2 separate regions of the Homo sapiens genome follow, and region 1 is linked to region 2. Evidence: read pairs that join two places in POLR2A ChIA-PET (ENCODE). Cell type or tissue: PC-9. All regions are shown on one strand. Each heading gives the region's core, and the rest is flanking DNA. Links, peaks and the distances in the headings are about the cores only. Region 1 overlaps ARFGEF2 (ARF guanine nucleotide exchange factor 2). Region 2 has its middle 47 kb from the start of ARFGEF2.

Region 1 (2,911 bases), core at 194-2,693, 160 kb after region 2:
CATCAAATATTTATGTGTAAAATGTATGTTTTACCTCCTTAAAATGCCTAAAAGTTAGTTAATAGTTACTTTGGTTTAACCTATACACAATGATTAAGTGCATTTAATATTGGTAATTTAATGAAAACCATTCCTTGCCCAATGGATGTATAAATTTTTGAAAGAATAAGCAGAATTATATAATATGAAATGCTATGTAAAGTTTTCTATGTAAAAATATTATGTATAATACTATTAAAATATCCCATGCTTTGATCAGGTGGTACATCAATAAAATTTTAAAAAGTATAGCTGTTTCTAATGTGTAGTAATTTAAAAAACATATATCAAGCCGTAGTTTTGGGTCAGTTTATGTCCCTCACCAATGAAAGGGGGAAAATTCTAGTCATGAGATTCTTTATATGCCTCTTGAATCTATTAACTTTGTTGTTGCTAGTTACAAAATGTAATTGTAAGGATCAAGTAGTGGCTATTGGTTCAGCCAGTACACATTGACAGCTTTGAAATATTCAGATGCTAATTTATTTATTTATTTTTGAGACAGGGTCTTGCCCTGTAGCCCAGGCTGAGAGCAGTGGTGCAATCACAGCTCACTGCAGCCTTAACCTTCTTGGTTCAAGTAATTCTCCCACCTCAGCTTCCTGATTAGCCGGAACTATAGGGCCAGTAGTGAGACACCTTGCCTGGCTAATTTTTGTATTTTTTTGTAGAGTTGGGGTTTCACCATGTTGCCCAGGCTGGTCTTGAACTCCTGGCCTCAGTGATCCTCCCACCTTGGCCTCCCAAAGTGCTGAAATTACAGGTGTGAGTACCACGCCAACTGAGATGCTAATTTTTAAGTCAATGTGACAAATACTAATCAGATTCCCATAACAGTGTTTAGGATCTACATAAATTTGATTCTGGACATAGTTCTATACACAAGGGTAAGAGACTGACAGTGTAATTCCCCAATAATTAAACTAAAGGTATAATTTTCCAAATCACTTTTAGTAACACAATAAATTCTAACTTTTTTTAAAAATAGAGATGGGGGTCTCACTATGTTGGCCAAATTGGTCTTCAGCTCCTGGGCTCAAGTGATCCTCCCACCTCAGCCTCCCAATGTATTGGGATTATAGGTGTAAGCCACTACATCCAGCCAATTCTAACTTTTTAAGTCTAGGGTCTGGCATGGTGGGAGGATTGCTAGAAGCCAGGAGTTTGAGACCAATCTGGGGAATGTAGTGAGACCCTATCTCTACAAAATAATAATAGCAAGTGTGGTGGCACACGCCTGTAGTCCCAGCTACCCAGGAGACTGGGGTGGGGAGGACTGCTTGAGCCCAGGAGGTCGAGGCTGCAGTGAGCTTTGTTTGTGCCACTGCACTTCAGCCTGGGTGACAGCCTGTCTCAAAAAAACAAAAACCAAAAAAACCTTCTGGCCACAAAGCAAAAAGTTGCATAGCCACGGTAAAGATTTAGTTGGTTATAAAGTTGTAGTTATTGCCACTTTAAGCTAATACTTCGTTTTGGAGCTTTTATACACAGTATTTTTGTTAGGGATCACAGTTCTGCAACCTCTGCTCCAAAAAGAATGAGTTTTCTTAAAGGGAGCTTAACTTCTGAAGTCTTAGTGATTCATAGGTGTGCATAGAATGTGTGATTCCACATCCCAGGTGGAAAGAAAGCAATCTTTCCACCTCAGCCTCCCAAAATGCTGGGATTACAGGCACGTGCCACCATGCCCAGCTAGGTTTTTGCTGAGGTTAACCTCTTATCTCTTGTCCCTCCCTCCACCACAAAAACCACAAACAAAAAACACTTCTACAGCTTCCTTCTTCTTGGCTGTCTTTGTCAATGTTTCCAATTTTTTTTTTTAAGAGACGTGATCTTGCTTTGTCACCCAGGCTGGGGTGAGTGGCCTCATTGCAGCTGACTGCAGCCTCAATTTCTCGTGCCCAAGCCATCCAAAGTTCTTTGTTCTATTATGTGGACAGACACGAAGGGCATGGCATTTGTTAAGTTCTGTTAAAGTCTTCTCTGCCTCTCTCATGTCTGTATTTTTGTGGCCCATGTCTTCTATGTGGTTGAGTTGTTCCCCTTGTTTATCCAGTATTGTGATGATCTTGATTCCTGCATCCTGAGACTCAATGGCTAAACCCAGGATTCTCCTTGTACTTTCTAGAGACTCATCAGCAACTTGGTGAACCCTCAGATGAATTCTTTTTGATTCAGGATCTTGCTGTGGCTCCCAGGCTGGAGTGCAGTGGCAGTGGCACCATCATAGCTTACTGCAGCCTCAAATTCTTGGGCTCAAGCAATCTTCCTGCCTCAGCCTCCCCAGTAGCTGGGACTACAGGCACACCTCACTATGCCCAGCTAATTTTTTTAAATTTTATTGTAGAGACAGGGTCTTGCTACGTTGCCCCAGCTGGTCTCAAACTCCTAGGCCCAAGTCATCTTCCCACCTCAGCCTCCTAAAGTGCTGGAATTTACAGGCATGAGCCACTGGACTTGGCCCTGAATTTCTTTTAATGACAGATTATCCATGATGAATCAAAACTATCAGGCATGGGCCAGGTGTGGTGGCTTACACCTGTAATCCCAGCACTTTGGGAGGCTGAGGCGGGCAGATCACTAGAGGTCAAGAGTTTGTGACCAGCCTGGCCAATGTGGCAAAACCCTGTCTCTACGAAAAATACAAAAATTAGCTGGGCATGGTGACACACACCTGTAGTCCCATAGTCCCAGCTACTTGGAAGGCTAAGGAACAAGAATCACTTGAACCTGGGAGGCCAAGGTTGCAGTGAGCTGAGATCACACCACTGCACTCTAGCCTGGGCCACAGAGCAAGATTCCTCAAAAAAAAAAAAAAAAAAAAAAAATTACTTGGCTAATTTTTGTATTTTTAGTAGAGACTGGCTTTCAC
Region 2 (2,911 bases), core at 198-2,697:
GGCGGGCGCCTATAATCCCAGCTACTTGGGAGGCTGAGGCAGGAGAATAGCTTGAACCCTGGAGGTGGAGGTTGCAGTGAGCTGAGATTGTGCCACTTCACTCTAGCCTGGATGACAATAGCGAGACTCTGTCTCAAAAAAAATAAATAAATAAAAATTAAAAAAATAAAAATTCAAGCAAGAAAATATAAAAGCACAACAACAGCGGAAAATACGTCACCATGCTCCTCATCCCACCATCTTCCCCCTACTCCCTAGAGGTAAACACTTTTCCCAGGCGTTTACACACAGAGAAAGCTATTTTGCCCCCTTGGTGCCGAGACAGTCTTGCTCTGTCACCCAGGCTGGATTACAGTGGGGCAATCGCAGCCCACTGCAGCCTCTACCTCCTGGGCTCAAGCAATCCTCCCATCTCAGCCTCCCGAGTAGCTGGGACTACAGGCATGCTACCACACCCAGGTCAGAAACGTTTACTTAATACAATGAGATCATTCTACATGTATTTGTACCTGACAATTATAAGCATCTAGTCATGTAATTATTATATGGACTCTACAATTAGGCATTTGGGGTCACCATTTTATAAATGAGGAATCTGGGGTTAAAATGCTTATCCAAGATCACCCACCTCTTACATAGCTGAACCAGAATTCGAACCCACGACTTTCCAAAAATTCTTTTGATTTACAGTGAGCTGCCTCTATAAAAGCACAAGAGGTTGCACCACAAAACCTGTTGTTATCAGCCCCCTACATTTATCCTTTGGGACCACAGAGGAGGGGTGTCCGTGTGTGTGTGTGTGTGTGTGTGTGTGTGTGTGTGTGTGTGTGTGTGTAGGGGGTGGGTGGTGTCGTGTGATTTAGGAGAGTGTTCACTATGACTAGCGTTGTGGCGGGAGTTTGGGAGACATGATGAAGAGGAGGAAAGACCTTCACCCTCAGGTCACTTACAATTAAGCCAAAGAAACCAGGAGCCTCTCTTGAAGCAGTTTAATAAGATGGCAGGATGTGGCCAGGCATGGTGGCTCCCACCTGTAATCCCAGCACTTTGGGAGGCTAAGGCAGGCAGATGACTTGAGGTCAGGAGTTTGAGACCAGCCTGACCAACATGGTAAAACCCGGTCTCTACTAAAAATACAAAAATTAGCTGGGCATGGTGACACACGGCTATAGTCCCAGCTACGGGGGAGGCTGAGGCAGGAGGATCACTTGAACCCAGGAGGTGGAGGTTGTAGTGAGCCGAGATCACACCACTGCACTCCACCCTGGGCAACGGGAGTGAAACTGTGTCTCAAAAAAAAAAAAAGAAAGAAAAGAAAAGATGGTGGGATGTGCTAGTGTAAGCCTTGGGTACCCATGGGGAGTTTTATTATCTGTCTGTCTCAAAGCTGTCCCTTGACAGAGAGCTCAGCCAGAAGCTAGTATCCCTGATCAGAGTTTGGGGAGGACACAGGTCTTAGCCATCTTCCCAGAAAATGGGTAAGACTGAGCGAAAGGAGAAAGAACGTACTCTCACATGAAGTGGGAACAGTGACAAATACTACAGTCTTCAGCAGCATCCGGTGTGACATGAGTGTGCGCTCAGGGGGCTTCATTCAGACTGGGTGTCAGGGAAGGTTTCTTGGGGAATGAACATTCCAGCCAAAACCTGAAGGCCAAGTGGGAAGCAGCTGAAGAACAAGGGAAGAGAGATCCCCGCAGAGGGAACGGCGGGTGCGAAAGCATTGAAGCTGGAGAGGGCTGGGCATTGTAGACACAGAAAGGAGGGCAGCAGGGTAAGGATGACTGTGAGGAGGAAAGGAGAAGGCTGAGCAGCTGGCAGACGCTGGGCTGTGCAGGGACTTGAGCTAAGCTGTTTAGGGAAAGGTGTGACATGACCACAAGCTGGTGCCAGAGTGACCACAGAAGAGTGGCTTCCTGGGCATCTAAGAGGGCACAGTCAGGGCGGTAAGTGGCTTAGAAGCAGGGCCGCGATCAGTATTGTGTACGTTGTGTGATGACTCTGGAGGGGACTGAATCTGGGTATGCAGCTAAACATTCAAGTTCTCAAAAGCGTGTTTCAAATAGCAAAACTGGAGAAGCCCTTTAATGGAGTTTGAAAAAGGCACAGGAGAGAAGTCTGACGTGTTTCAGTGCAGGGTAAGGGAAGAAGTGGGGAGGGATTGGGTTTGGAGGGTGTCACGAGGCGACAGGTGAGCCGAACAAATAGGACATTGCTAAGCAAGGCTGGGAAGAAAGGGACGACGGGCAGAAGGCACAGCAAAGGCCAAGGCGGGGTGTTTGGAACATGCCCAGCTGGTGTGGAGAAGAGACTGGGAAGGATTCAAGCTCAGGCTCCTGGAGGAGAAAGGCATAGGGGAATGCTGGACCGTTCACCTGGGGGTTGGTTATGCAGAGCCTCCGATGCCTGACATGGGAACGAGGGAGTGGCCTGATCAGATGGTTCGTAATAACTTGGCAGATTCACCTCCTGTGCTCTCTCACCCCAAGGGACTTGAGTGAGTCATTGGGGCCCTTCCTCCTCTCCCTCCACACAAACACACGACTTTTGGGGAGGCCAAGGTGGCAGATGGGGGTGATAGATCCTGTAATCCTATCCCCAGTCCAGGGGTCAGGAAGTTCTTTCCCCAGCAGGCTCCCACCCAAGACTGCTGTTAAGACTGAGGTTGGAGAAGTGTTTTTCTCATCCACCCAGCCTCAGGTGGGCAGGACGGGAGCCAACCAGAGCCCTCTGGAGACAGTTCTGTCTGTGGGATCCGCCCTTTGGAGGACACAAATGAAACCCAATGCAACATAAAAGATGGCAAGAGGTGGCCAAGTGCTTATCTTATCAAACAAACTGCTCCTTGGAACCAAAGAAAGGGAATAGAGCTTTGCTTGTTTTCTCTTTTTATCTTCCTGATTAATTGCCA

Evidence for each region. Peaks named below come from ENCODE experiments on the same cell type or tissue, not always from the same donor. Only the 100,000 strongest peaks of a DNase experiment are listed, where the experiment ranks them.
Region 1: POLR2A ChIA-PET joins it to region 2 with 17 read pairs; 3 of 35 experiments call an interaction of 5 or more read pairs at or near these places.

What each region holds. Positions count from the first base shown.
Region 1 is chr20:49,036,406-49,039,316 of GRCh38, forward strand. ARFGEF2 (ARF guanine nucleotide exchange factor 2) reads left to right here. Exons shown (of 39, transcript NM_006420.3): 39 at 1-288. It also overlaps the pseudogene SNAP23P1. Among named protein-coding and RNA genes, the nearest start is that of CSE1L-DT, 8.2 kb to the right of the region's middle. In PC-9, for the core only: no CTCF peak of the experiment used is centred there; a DNase peak (open chromatin) is centred at 1,746; H3K27ac peaks cover 448 bases.
Region 2 is chr20:48,873,586-48,876,496 of GRCh38, forward strand. It overlaps a transcript of PREX1 not described here. Among named protein-coding and RNA genes, the nearest start is that of ARFGEF2, 47 kb to the right of the region's middle. In PC-9, for the core only: no CTCF peak of the experiment used is centred there; no DNase peak of the experiment used is centred there.